2 separate regions of the Homo sapiens genome follow, and region 1 is linked to region 2. A link is a contact called in ENCODE Hi-C or POLR2A ChIA-PET data. All regions are on one chromosome and are shown on one strand. Each heading gives the region's core, a stretch centred on a gene start or an enhancer-like site at or near the end of the contact. The rest is flanking DNA. Distances are from core to core; before and after follow the strand shown.

What was found. Hi-C counts contacts between places; a loop is a spot of excess contacts on that map. ChIA-PET counts read pairs that join two places held with the same protein, here RNA polymerase II (POLR2A). Pooled maps may share reads with other maps.
Region 1: a map of gastrocnemius medialis shows a loop between it and region 2 (2.1-fold over the local background). The contact joins the enhancer-like site here to the promoter of MAP4 in region 2. A Hi-C loop is called at or near these places in 37 of 168 maps with a recorded cell type or tissue (Calu3, IMR-90, K562 and 19 more), 5 of 37 single-sample maps with no recorded cell type and 27 of 50 pooled maps. POLR2A ChIA-PET finds 5 or more read pairs at or near these places in 19 of 52 experiments (A549, A673, AG04449 and 15 more).

The regions. Positions count from the first base shown.
Region 1 is chr3:48,068,062-48,074,974 of GRCh38, forward strand. It overlaps a transcript of MAP4 not described here. Among named protein-coding and RNA genes, the nearest start is that of MAP4, 55 kb to the left of the region's middle. Within about 2 kb of position 4,295, at least 4 of the 41 ENCODE cell types and tissues checked have a DNase peak (open chromatin) inside an H3K27ac peak, as active enhancers do; they include ascending aorta and heart right ventricle, where a contact is called at or near this core.
Region 2 is chr3:48,014,825-48,021,972 of GRCh38, forward strand. It overlaps MAP4 (microtubule associated protein 4), which reads right to left and starts at 1,592. Exons shown (of 21, transcript NM_001385682.1): 1 at 1,510-1,592.

The DNA.
Region 1 (6,913 bases), core at 3,045-5,544, 56 kb after region 2:
CAAGACTAGCCTGGACAACATGGTGAAACCCCATCTATACAAAAAATACAAAAATTAGCCAGGCATGGTGCCACACACCTGTAATCCCAGCTACTCAGGAGGCTGAGGTGGGAAGATCATTTGAGCCCAGGAGGCAGAGGCTGCAATGAGCCAAGATCGTGCCACTGCACTCCAACCTGGGTAACAGAGCAAGATTCTGTCTCAAAAAAAAAAAAAAAAAAAGGAATATTTAAGTAATAAACATCCAGCTCTACTAATTAAAAACTAATGAAAATTAACTGAATCCTTGGCTGTGAGTCAATTCAACAAAGCACCATGATCTCCTTAAGGCATTTATTTTATTTATTTATATTTTAGAGGTAGGATCTCACTATGTTGTCCAGGTTGTACTTGAACTCCAAGGCTCAAGTGATTCTCCCGCCTCTGCTTCTCAAGAAGCTGGGACTGGCCAGGTGTGGTGGCTCACGCCTGTAATCCCAGCCCTTAGGGAGGCCAAGGCGGGCGGATCACGAGGAGTTCCAGACCAGCCCGGCCAACACGGTGAAATCCCATCTCTACTAAAAATACAAAAAATTAGCCAGGTGTGGTGGCAGGCGCCTGTAATCCCAGCTACTCGGAAGGCAGAGGCAGGAGAATCGCTTGAACCCAGGAAGTGGAGGTTGCAGTGAGCCAAGATCGCACCACTGCACTCCAGCCTGGGCAACAGAGCGTCCGTCTCAAAGAAGCTGGGACTATGGGTACAGTTCACCATGCCAGGCTCCTAAGACATTCATTTAAATCCACTTAGTCATTCATACCTATGCACAATATGTATAGCATTTACAGTGTGTATCATGACACTTTTAATAATAAAGTCAGTGTTTTAAAGTCAGTGTGTATTGTTTCTTCTATTTTACTTTTTAAAAAATCACCTACAGCACTTACCACAGTGTATGCACCTAGAAGGTATATAAATATCCGTGGTATTAAATTGAACACAGTAGAAAGAATGCTAGAGATTAAAGTTCAAATTCTGACTCAGCTACAACTTAGTAAATGACCTTAGGAGAAGGCAGAATTATTCTGGGACTCAAAGTGGTTCCAGTAAGTCCATGAGTTTCATATTTCACAGCCAATTTGCCATCTATATAACCCAATGAAACTTACAGGGAATGTAATTTCCATTGAAAACATCAATGCTTCACCAATTCCATATACACAAAAATTATTTTCTGATTTGTATCACTAGACAGTGTCTTACTAGCATTCTGAAGGTCACCCATCCCAGTCACGAAGCCCTTAATTCTCACAACCTTGATTTTATAAATAAGGAAACAGATAGACTGATCTGCCCCAGACCTCACAGTTATTATGTGGTACAGATGAAACCTGAACCTTGGTCTTTTGACACTCAGTCCAGTGCTATTACTGCCATACTATAGTTGCCTGTCACTGATAATTGCAAAGTTTGTTAATTTGGGCAAGTCTACCTTAGACTTTTAGACAACACACTGTTGAAAGGCACCCCACCTCTGGCTGATGAAATAGGCTGACTGGTTTGCCTCTGAAGCATCTCAGCAAGTCTCAGCTATACTGAGCACACAAAGTTATTCAGAATATCTTTCAAACATTTTTTTGTCCCTATTATTGTTATCTTATTTTAGCTTGATAAAGAACAACTGTCTGGGTAGCCACTGACACTCTTAAAATATACTCAGCCCAAGAGAACTTGCTAAAATGGAACATACTAAATTGGTTGAGTACTAAAGCAACTGGCTATATCAGAGAACCTCATTATCGGTGACCCAAACTTACCTTTAATTATCAGATATATGACCATGCAATACTGATGTTATTGTTTTAAGAAAATCAGATGTGATTAAAAGTGTGAGATTATCCCTTTTTTTAACCTATTAAACTAGCAATATTAGTGAAAAAAAATTTTTTTTCTGAGACAGGGTCTCACTCCATTACCCAGGCTAGAATGTAGTGGCACGATCATAGCTCACTGTAACCTCAAACTCCTGGGCTCAAGTAAGCCTCCTGCCTTAGCCTGCTGAGTAGCTGGGACTACAGACACCACCATGGCTAGATAATTTTTTTTAACTTTTTTTTTTTCAGAGATGGGGTCTTGCTATGTTGGCCAGGATAGTCTCTTTTTTCTTTTTTTTTCTCCCTCCTCAGGTGCTACTTAACCAGGCTTGTTTTGAACTCCTGGCCTCAAGTGATCCTCCCACCTCAGCCTCCCAAAGTGCTGGGATTACAAGTGTGAGCCACCATGCCCAACCACGGTTTCTTTTTATCCTTCTTCTTCTTCACAGAGACCTCTTCTTCTACCACTACTACTTTTCCTTCTTCTCCATCTTCTTCAATTTTAATTTTACTCTTGGCCTTTTTTGCTTTCTTTGTGGTAATTTCATCTTCTTTATCTGTTCTGAGTTTTTTTTAATTTTTTACTTTTTGTACAAATGGGGTCTCACTATGCTGCTTAGGCTGGTCTTGAACTCCTGGCCTCAAGCAATCCTCCCATCCTTGGTATCCGAAGTGCTGGGATTCCAGGTGTAAACCACTGTACCTGGCCCTATTTTGTGTTTTTGTAGAACAGGTTGGAAGTGTGGACCCACCAATACATTCTTTTAAAAAAATTTTTAGTATTTTCTTATTAAAAGGGAACTGTGGGCCAGGTGTGGTGGCTCACACCTGTAATCCCAGCACTTTGGGAGGCAGAGACAGGAGGATCACTTGAGGCCAGGAGTTAAGAGACCAGCCTGGGCAACATAGTGAGATCTCGTCTCTACAGGAAAAAAAAAAAAAAAAGCAAAAACTTAGCCAGGTCCAGGTCCATATGGTGGTGAGCGCCTGTAGTCCTATCAACTTGGTAGGCTAAGGCAGGAGGATCACTGGAGCCTGGGAGGTCAAGGCTACAGGGAGCAGTGATCACACCACTGCACTCCAGCCTGGGTGACAGAGTGGGACCTTGTCTCAAAAAAATAAATAAAATGAAGTAAAAAGGAACTACCCCTTTTTGAAGTACAGTGTGCTTTTAAAAAGCATTTCTCCATGTCTCGTAATAAAGGGCAGACAAAAATATAACAAACAAATGGGTCAGATACTGCCCTTTAACTGCAAATGGTTTGTTACCCCCATGTCTCTGTAACTTAGTGAATAAGAGGGAAAGGAAAATAAGTAAGCTTGAGTTTACTCAAGAAGAAATCTGAGGGCCAGGCACGGTGGCTCACAGCTGTAATCCCAGAACTCTGGGAGGCCAAGATGGGCAGATCGCTCGAGCTCAGGAGTTCGAGACCAGCCTGGGCAACATAGTGAAACCCTGTCTCTACAAAAAAAATACCAAAAAAAATCAGCCAGGTGTGGTGGCACACGCCTGCAGTCCCAGATACCCATAAGGCTGAAGTTGGGAGGATCACCTGAAACCAGAAGGTCAAGGCTGCAATGAGCCATGATGCCAAACCACACTCCAGAGCCTGGGCAATGGACTGAGACCCATCTCAAGAAAAAAAGAAAAGAGAAAAAATCTGAACACAGAATTAACAATGAACATAGCCAATCATTACGATAAATACTTCTAAATTCATGAAAAAAGTAGCCGGGTGCAGTCGCTCACACCTGTAACTCCAGCACTTTGGGAGGCCAAGGCAGGTAGATCACTAGAGGTCAGGAGCTCGAGACTGGCTGGGCTAATGTGGTGAAACCCCATTAGCAGGGTGTGGTGGTGCGTACCTGTAGTCCCAGATACTCGGGAGGCTAAAGCAGGAGAATTGCTTGAACCCAGGAGGCAGAGGTTGCAGCGAGCCAAGATCGCGCCACTTCACTCCAGCCTAGGCAACAGAGTTAGACTTGGTCTCAAAAAAATAAAAAATAAAAATAAATAAATTAATGAGGCCAGGAGCAGTGGCTCACGTCTGTAACCCTAGCATTTTGGGAGGCCCAGGCAGGTGGATCGCTTGAGGTCAGGAGTTCGAGACCAGCCTGGCTACTAAAAACATAAACATTAGCCAGGCATGGTGACATGCGCCTATAATCCCAGCTACTCGGGAGGCTGATGCAGGAGAATCACTTGAACCCAGGAGGCGGAAGTTGCAGTGAGCCAAGATCATGTCACTTCACTCCAGCCTGGGATGGAAACTCCATCTCAAAAATACTACTACTACTACTAATAATAAATTTGGCCAGGCACGCTGGCTCATGCCTGTAATCCCAGCACTTTGGGAGGCCGAGGTGGGCGGATCACTTGAGGTCAGGCATTCACAAGACCAGCCTGGCCAACATGGCAAAACTGCGTCTCTACAAAAATTACCTGGGTGTGGCAGCGTGTGCCTGTAGTCCCAGCTACTTGGGAGGGTGAGACAGGAGAATCACTTGAACCCAGGAAGCAGAGGCTGCAGTGAGCCAAGAAGGCGCCACTGCACTCCAGCCTGGGCAACAGAGTGAGACTCTGTCCCAAAAAAATAAATTATAAATTCATGAAAAAACTATTTTTTTAATGAGGCCAGAACACATTTCCCTAGGGAAATAATATATAAAATCAAATTAATGTTCCTATTCTTAAATGCCTAACTTTATGATCCTTAGTATTCTGAGTTCCAGAAACAAAGGATAATTAGGGGCAAAAGGTATAGAAGAGCAGAGACAAACGTGAGAATTGCCTTTCCTGGACCTCAGGAAGCATTTTATAATAGGTAAAAATAGTTTTACAATATCCCACTTCCCTTCTGTGCCATTTTCCAAGTCATTAGTGGCATTATGCTCCGCTAAGTCCCACTACTGTAGCACCTGACTGCAGCATCAATTGAACATACATTTGCCAGTAGAGAAAGAGAAACAAGAAATGAAGTATGGTCTCTGACTTCAAGGGACTCTCAGGCCAGTGACAAGATATATTTAATTTTAGGCCAAGTGCAGTGGCTCACGCCTGTAATCCCAGCACTTTGGGAGGCTGAAGCTGGTGGATCACTTGAGGTCAGGAGTTGGAGACGAGCCTGGCCAACATGGTGAAACCCTGTCTACTAAAAATGGTGGCACATGCCCGTAATCCCACCTACTCAGGAGGCTGAGGCAGGAGAATCATTTGAACCTGGGAAGCAGAGGTTACAGTGAGCAGAGATTGTGCCACTGCACTCCAGCCTGGGCAACAGAGAGGCTCCATCTCAAAAAATAATCATAATTTTAAAACAATATGGAAATCCAAAGGAATACACACACACACACACACACACACACACACACACACACACACACACACACACAAATTAGCATTAGTAAACAAGTTCAGCCGGGTGCGGTGGCTCACACCTGTAATCCCAGCACTTAGGGAAGCTGAGGCGGGTGGGATCACCTGAGGTCGGGAGTATGAGATCAGCCTGACCAAGATGGAGAAACCCCGACTCTACTAAAAATACAAAATTAGCCAGGCATGGTGGCACATGCCTGTAATCACAGCTACTTGGGAGGCTGAGGCAGGAGAATCGCTTGAACCCAGGAGGCGGAGGTTGCGGAGAGCCGAGATCGCTCCATTGCACTCCAGTTTGGGTGATAAAAGCAAAACTCCATTTCAAAAAAAAAAAAGAAGAAAAAAAAAGTTCAGCAAGGCCACAGAATACCAGATCTATAAAAATCTTTTATTTCTCTATACCAGCAATCAACAACACAAAATGAAATAAGAAAATAATTCCATTTTCAATAGCATCAAAAGGAATAAAATACTAAGGAATAAATTTAAAGTAAAAGACTTGTACACTAAAAACTACAAAATAGCTGGAGAGGATGTGGAGAAATAGGAACTCTTTTACACTGTTGGTGGGACTGTAAAACTAGTTCAACCATTGTGGACTACAGTGTGGCGATTCCTCAAGGATCTAGAACTAGAAATACCATTTGACCCAGCGATCCCATTACTGGGCATATACCCAAAAGATTATAAATCATGTGTCTTTTAAAGACACATGCACATGTATGTTTACTGCGGCACTATTCACAATAGCAAAGACTTGGAACCAACCCAAATGTCCATCAATGATAGACTGGACTAAGAAAATGTGGCACATATACACCATGGAACACTATGCAGCCATAAAAAAGGATGAGTTCATGTCCTTTGTAGGGACATGGATGAAGCTGGAAACCATCATTCTGAGCAAACTATCACAAGGACAGAAAACCAAACACCGCATGTTCTCACTCATAGGTGGGAATTGAACAATGAGAACACCTGGACACAGGGTGGGGAACGTCACACACTAGGGCCTGTCATGGGGTGGGGGGAGGGGGGAGGGAAAGCATTAGGAGTTATACCTAATGTAAATGATGAGTTAATGGGTGCAGCACACCAACATGGCACATGTATACATATGTAACAAACCTGCACATTGTGCCCATGTACCCTAGAACTTGTAAGTATAATAATAAAAGAAAAAAAAACTACAAAATACATTATATATATATATACACACACTTTTTTTTTTTTTTTTTTTTTTGAGACAGAGGCTCACTCTGTTGCCCATGCTGGATTGCAATGGCAGGATCACAGATCGACGTCCTGGGCTGAAGGGATCCTCCCACCTTATCCTCACCCTGATGAGTAGCTAGGATTACAGGGGCAAGCCACCACATCCAGCTAATTGTGTGTGTGTGTGTGTGTGTGTGTGTGTGTGTGTGTGTGTGTGTGTGTGATATGTCGGCCAGACTGGTCTCGAACTCCTGGGCTCAAGCAATCTTCTCACCTCAGCCTCCCAAAGTGCTGGGATTACAGGTGTCAGCCACCACCACACTCAGCTTAAAAAATATTCTTGAAAGAAATTAAAGACATAAACAAATGGAAAGGCATCCCACGTTCATGAAGTGGAAGATCTGACATTGTTAAGATGGCAGCACTCTCTAAATTGATCTACAGATTTAAGGCATTCCCTATCAAAATTCC
Region 2 (7,148 bases), core at 342-2,841:
TTAATTTAAAAGTGGGTAAGAAAATGTACATCCCTGGAAAGACCATTGTTCATCCCAGAGATGGTTCTATTGAAGATGTCTGAGTTCTTGGTTCTGGTGTGAAAAAGGAAGAAAAATATTATGGCAACATGGGAACTTTCAGGGAATAAAGCAGATATAGATATGGTATCAAAGTAGGGAAAGGGTATACAGGCCCAGGAGCCCTAGGAGGCAAAAGAAAGGGAGTTAATACCATGCCAAAGACAAGCTTGCTATCTTTCAAAATATCGCCTCCTGTCAGTTTCAGCAGAAAGAAATAAACTTTCTTCTCAGTGACCTAGGCTACTTTGAGGCAAATCATTTTGAGTTCCAAACAACCCATTTAATAAACTTTAAATAATTATTACTAAAGGTAGGATACTGCTTATAATGCTCACTTATATTTTCTCTATAACTGATAGCCTGTCCTTTTTGGGTGGGTGGGGGCGGGGGCGGTTATGGACAAGACAAGGAACCATAAAGATATCTGGGTTAATGTTTTCTTTTATACGTTTGTTTTTGCATGACATTTAAATGACAGAGAATTCTAAAGCCAACACTAAGCTGCTATCCTAGGACATTAGTGAGAATGCTGTGGCCAAAATATAGTGCTCATTCCTCAGGCTTGAAAGGAACCCCACGTCGCCAGTGTGGGAGATCATTTATAATCTTGATGGATACAGGTATAGCCTGCTTCATAATAATTTAATATTCAACATCAGATTTTTTTTTAGTATGCCTAGCAGGTTTTTAGTTACTAATTAACTTTATTACCCAGATTTGTTTCTTACTGAACTTCTTTCAGAGGCCTGTTATACATCAAGCTGAACTTTGTCTGGCAGCTGTGCTGTTTTTAATTTATTTAACCACAAAACCTTGATTTATACTTTCAAGCAAAATGATATTTTACTTAAAAATAAATCTTTAGCAAGGATGTCTACAGGAATCAACTACCAACTTACACAGTTCACAGACACATATGATTCCTCAGACAAATCTGAATTTCTCCTGCTTCTCCTCCAAACCAGACTTGCAGATAGCAACAGACAACTGAGGAAGATCTTGACTATCCTGAGCAATAAACTACAACCCCCCTGAAGAATATATTAACTGTCCACCCCTAGGTTCCTCCCTACACAGTTCAAGGACAACAGCTGTGCTATTACAAACTGATGGAATTTCCAGGCTTGACAGGGTTCTGTTCGTAACCACCATTTGTCCTGTTCATCATAGGATTAGCAACAGCAGAGAGCCCTTGATTACTAGAATAGCTGAGGCCATCACACAGCTACATTCCTACATGAAAGAACACACTGATATAGGTTTAAAGAAGTTATATTTTACTTTCATGTAGTTACCAGAGTCCCCCCCACCCCCCATTTAAGGGAGCCCTGTTCTCTGGATATAAAAATACTGTATACACTTGCACACACATACTCACATACATAAAACCTTGCATCACAAAGTTAAAAGGCTACCTTGCTTACTTACAGGAACTATCCAGGCAGCTTGTGTTCAGTCCTGACTAAATGCATTTTGGATCAGGCACCTGCCTTCAACATTTCTGTCCAAATGAATTTCAATCTATTTCTCCAGGAAGAACACACCAGATACCTCCCACTGTTAGCCATGTGATACAGGCAGCATGATGTCTGAAGTCTGGTTACGGTTATGTAGGCCAAAATAAGAAATGACAATGACACAGCACTTACATTTCTGATATCACCAACCTTAAGAATGAATCTTCCATTTTATCTAAATTTTTTAAATGAGTAAAACTTTAAAAGATTCTTAATACCTAACCCCTCAAAATTTTGAAAAAGGAGCATTTTTTTTAAACTTTACATTTATCCCACTTCCTTCCTCTAACACAGGAAAACATTCAGAGTTAATCTATACCAATCCAAAAATTATTTCTAACCACATTCTAAAGGCATTTTTTTTTTTTTTGAGACAGGGTCTTGGCCTGTTGCCCAGGCTGGAGAATGCAGTGGCATGATCTCAGCTCACTACAACCTCCGCCTCCTGGGTTCAAGTGATTCTCCTAACTCAGCCTCCTGAGTAGCTGCGATTGCAGGCATGCACACCACCATGCCTGGCTAATTTTTGTATCTTCAGTAGAGACGAGGTTTCATCATGTTGGCCAGACTGGTCTCAAACTCCTGGCCTCAAGTGATCCACCCATCTTGGCCTCCCAAAGTGCTGGGATTACAGGCATGAGCCACCATGCCTGGCTCTAAAGGCTTACACCAGTTGAACTGATCTAGGATCCAATCCCCTCACTTTAATAGATGGAAAAAAAAATGAGAAATGGAAAAAACAAGTCACTTACAAATGAGGCTGAGACAAAGGATCGGCGAAAAGAGCCACAGAACACCAAAAACAGAAGCAGAGCGTGACAAAATAAGCAAAACCTTACAGTTTTGTAGTTTCTGCTTTTATCTAACACAATGACTTCGCTGTACTTCATATACCTTTTGAATTATACCTGCTTATACATACCTTTACCTACCTACTACTTATACCTACCTATCTTTTCTTCTGCAAGGAGGGAGGCAGGCAGGAAGAATCCTGAACATCAGGAAAACATTCCACCTGATCTTTAAAGGGACCCCAATGCCTAGATGTCTTTTTCTTTTTTCTTTTTTTTTTTTTTTGTAAATCCAAACTCTTACGTGTAATATCAAGGCTGACTGACAAGACTCAGTCCTATCACCCACCATAATCATCAGCAGCTTTCCATGTAGGGTCTCCCTACAATTTAGTCACATGGGACCATCTACCATCTTACATTATCACTGTACACCCTATGCTCATTTGCTCTCCAAACTTGAAGTTATCTTCTCTCCCTCCTCATTTGTGAAAGTCTTGAAATCAAGGTCCACATAAATTGTCTTACCACCTTTTCTGTGACTGCTTTTTAGAATCTTTCTCCCAGTAGTATTCAGAACTAATACATCATCTGTACTTGTAACAGTAGAGTCTGATCTATACTGTAGTTCAGTGGTCCCCAAACCTTTTGGCACCAGGGACAGGTTTCGTGGAAAACAATTTTTCCACAGATAGCAGGAGGGGTGAGAGGGAGGAGATGGTTTCGGGATGAAACTCTTCCACCTCCGATCATCAGTCATTAGATTCTCACAGGAGCATGCAACCTAGATCCATCGCATGTGCAGTTCACAATAGGGTTTGCGCTCCTATGATAATCTAAAACCACTGCTGATCTGACAGAAGGCAGAACTCAGGCACACTTATCGCAAAGTTAATGTAATGCTGTTCACCTGCTGCTCACCTCCTGCCGTGCAGCCCAGTTCCTAACTGGCCATGGACTGGTACCAATCTACAGACCGAGGGTTGGGGACCCCCCACTGTAGTTAGTTGTATATACCAGCTCCTGTAAACTGCTGGGTCCCAGAAGAGAGGACCACATCAAAGTGATGTGCACACCTTCTCTGTTCCTAGTAGACTACAGAGGAGACAGGCCAAAATGATAAAAACCAACAAAACAAGGGGCTAAAAACACATTTCTAAAATGACACGATGAAAGTTATTAGAAATTGAATCTAATTTGAAATTAATCAGAAGTTCCAAAATTACAAAAACTCTTCACAACTAGAAAAAGAATAAACAGATTCAAGGCTGAAAGGTTATCACCAATTACAAATATTCACCTTGGCTAGGTGTGGTGGCTCATGCTTGTAATCCCAGCACTCAGCACTTTGGGAGGCTGAGGTGGGTGGATTATGAGGTCAAGAGATTGAGACCATCCTGGCCAACAAGGTGAAACCCCTCTCTACTAAAAATACAAAAATTAGCCGGGCGTGGTGGTGTGCACCTGTAGTCCCAGCTACTCGAGAGGCTGAGGCAGGAGAATCACTTGAACCTGGGAGGTGGAGGTTGCAGTGAGCCAAGATCGTGTCACTGCACTCCAGCCTGGGTGACAGAGTGAGACTCTGTCTCAAAAAAATAAAAATAAAAAAGAATATTCACCTATTTTCTTCCACTTTCTAAACACAGTTTGTACAAGAGCAAGCATGTTGTCTGGAATTATAGAAAGAAAGCCAGTAAGGAGTAACCGTACGAACCAGCTCTCCATGCTGGTCATCTTATCATTATTAGGCATAGCAATAAAAATAGCTCTCTCTGCTTTTAGAAAAGCATGACATGATGCAATGTGGCAAAAACAAATATTCAAGATGGTCGACCAGTTACTGGCCTGGCATGGTGACTCACACCTGTAATCCCAGAACTCTGGGAGGCCAAAGCAGGAAGACCACTTGAGCCCAGGAATTCAAGACTAGCCTGGGCAAGATGGCAAGACACCATCTCTACAAAAAAAAATGTTTTTAATTAGCTGGGCATGGTGGTGTGTGCCTGTAGTGCCAGCCTCTCAGGAGGCTGAGGCAGTAGGATTCCTTGAGCCCAGGAGCTTGAGGATGCAGTGAGCTATGATTACAACACTGTACTCCAGTCTGGGCGAGAAAGTGAGACCACATCTCTGAGGGACAGAGAGAGAAAGAGAGAAAGATATCAGCCACTACCATCATGTTAATATGATCATATAAATATTAAAACTTTATAATTATTAAAATATTAAATCTCTATAGTTATCAGCTCATATATCTGTCAGAAAGTAATAAGCATATCATGTAACTTTAGGATGACTTAGTGCTGAGGAGATTGGAAGAAAGGAAGAATATTCATACTTGATCAGCTCTTAGCTTTTGAGAACTATTTTATTAAAGAAAAAACTCTCTTTTGGCTGGGCATGGTGGTTCATGCCTATAATCCCAACATTCTGGAAGGCTGAGGCAGGAAAACTGCTTGAGCCCAAGAGTACAAGACCAGCCTGGGCAACACAGTTGAGACTGCGTCTCCACAGAAAACATTTTAAAATTAGCCTGCACACCTGTGGTCCCAGCTCTTGGGAGGCTGAGGTGGACGGATCACTTCAGCAGAGGAAGTTCAAGGCTGCAGTGAGCCGTGATAGCACCACTGCACTCCAGCCTGGGCTACAGAGTGAGGCCCTGTCTTGAAAATAATAGATAACAAAAGAAAAACTTCTCCCATTAAGCAAAGTGAAGTTTCACTCTATTTTATATCAGTGAAAATAAAGAAAAGTGGAAGGTAGAAGAGGACATAGGAATTTGTGCTGCCAATTCTATAATTTTTGTTTTGTTTTGTTTTTTGTGGGGTTTTTGAGACGGAGATTTTTGTATTTTTAGTAGAGACAGGGTTTCACCATGTTAGTCAGGCTGGTCTTGAACTCCTGACCTCAAGTGATTCGCCTGCCTCAGCCTCCCAAAGTGTTGGGATTACAGGTGTGAGCCACCATGCCCACCCTTGTAATTGTTTATTTACAATGTGTGTCCCACCCAGAGTTCCCCTTAACGCTTGAGTTCCTCGATGGCTAGGATAGCATCTTTCTCACCTTTTATCCTGGACATCTAAATATAATAAACTTGAAACCTCACAGGCTCTCATTAAATGCACATTTGTCCTGCTAGGTGCGCTCTGCTCCATACCATACCAGCCTTCTCTTGCTGGGGTTGATGTTTGCACAGCTGGAAGCACCCTCATAGTTCTTCTAAGTATTGGTTCTAGGCACGACTAAGGGTAGAGTAGCTCAGCTTTTCTGAGCAAGAAGGAGAAGATACAAACTCTATGGGAGTACTTAACAAGCATTTTGTAGTCGTGGCAAAGGCCTTACTTTGACCTAATATCTTACAGATGCTTTCAAAAAGGAGGGGGGGAATATCATTATTAAATGAAAATTGAACAGCAAAAGTTGAAGAGATCTTTCAAGTTATTAGTAACATAACTTTTAATATTTTACCTGAAATACAAGTAAAAATCTGAATTAAAAGTATTAAAAAAACAAAAAAAACACGCTGGATCAGAATTGTTCAGGGACAGGGTTAAGCAATATGAGTATTATTTGTTGTTGTTGTTTTGTTTTTTTTAGAGACAAGTCACACTATGTTGCCCAGGCTGGAGTGCATTGGCTAGTCACAGGTGTGCTCATTGTACACTACAGCTTCAAGCTCCTGGGCTCAAGCGATCCTCCAGCCTCAACCTCCCAGGTAGCTGAGACTAGAAGCATGTGCTACTGCACCAAAAATCTCAGTGTTGTTGGTTTTCTTGCAGTAAGGGTAATCATGACACAGAGAAATCTCATTAAAGTTGAGTCCGAGAGGCACCCACAATTGAGGGTCACTGAATTAATCAACAATCTACCTAATCCATTCAAGATAAAATTCACTGAAATGAAATGCAACACAGGATTAATACAACTTAACAATAGAAAGACATCACACTCCCCCTTGTTAGGAAGGTGTTTTAGAATCAGTTTACTAGATGTAGAATCTGAGGCACGGATTTTTGTACAAGTGATTTACTAAGGGAGTGCTTTTAGGAAAAACCTATAAGGTTTTATTTTATTTTAAGGTTTTATGATATTTTAAAGGTATCAACTATCCCCAAACTAATCTATAGTTTTTGTTTGTTTTTGTTTTTTTTTTTAGACAGAGTCTCACTCTGTTGCCCAGGCTGGAGTGCAGTGGCACATGATCTTGGCTCACTGCAACCTCCGCCTCCCAGGTTCAAGCAATTCTCCTGCCTCAGCCTCCTGAATAGCTGGGACCACAGGCGTGCGCCACCACATCCGGCTAATTTTTGTATTTTTAGTAGAGACAGGGTTTCACCATGTTGGCCAGGCTGTTCTCAAACTCCTGACCTTGTGATCCACCTGTCTTGGCCTCCTAAAGTGTTGGGATTACAGGCGTGAGACACCACGCCCGGCCTAATCTATAGATTTAACATAACCCCAAGCAAAGTCCAGTAGGTTTTTTCTTTTCAAATCAAACTGAAAAGTTGATCCTAAGTTTTACATAGTAATTTAAAAAGTCAAGAACAGCTAAGATAATCTTTGAGAACAAACTTAGAGGAACTTAAACTACTGGATATCAAAACTTACTGATGGATTGAACCATGTGAAAATGCTGAAAACTGATGAGTTTCTAACCTATGGCAATGTCATATGTTTGAAACTAAAAATACATAAATATAGTAATGAAAACATTGTGGTACCTGCACAATCACCAAGAAAGAGGCCAATGTACTTGGTGTGC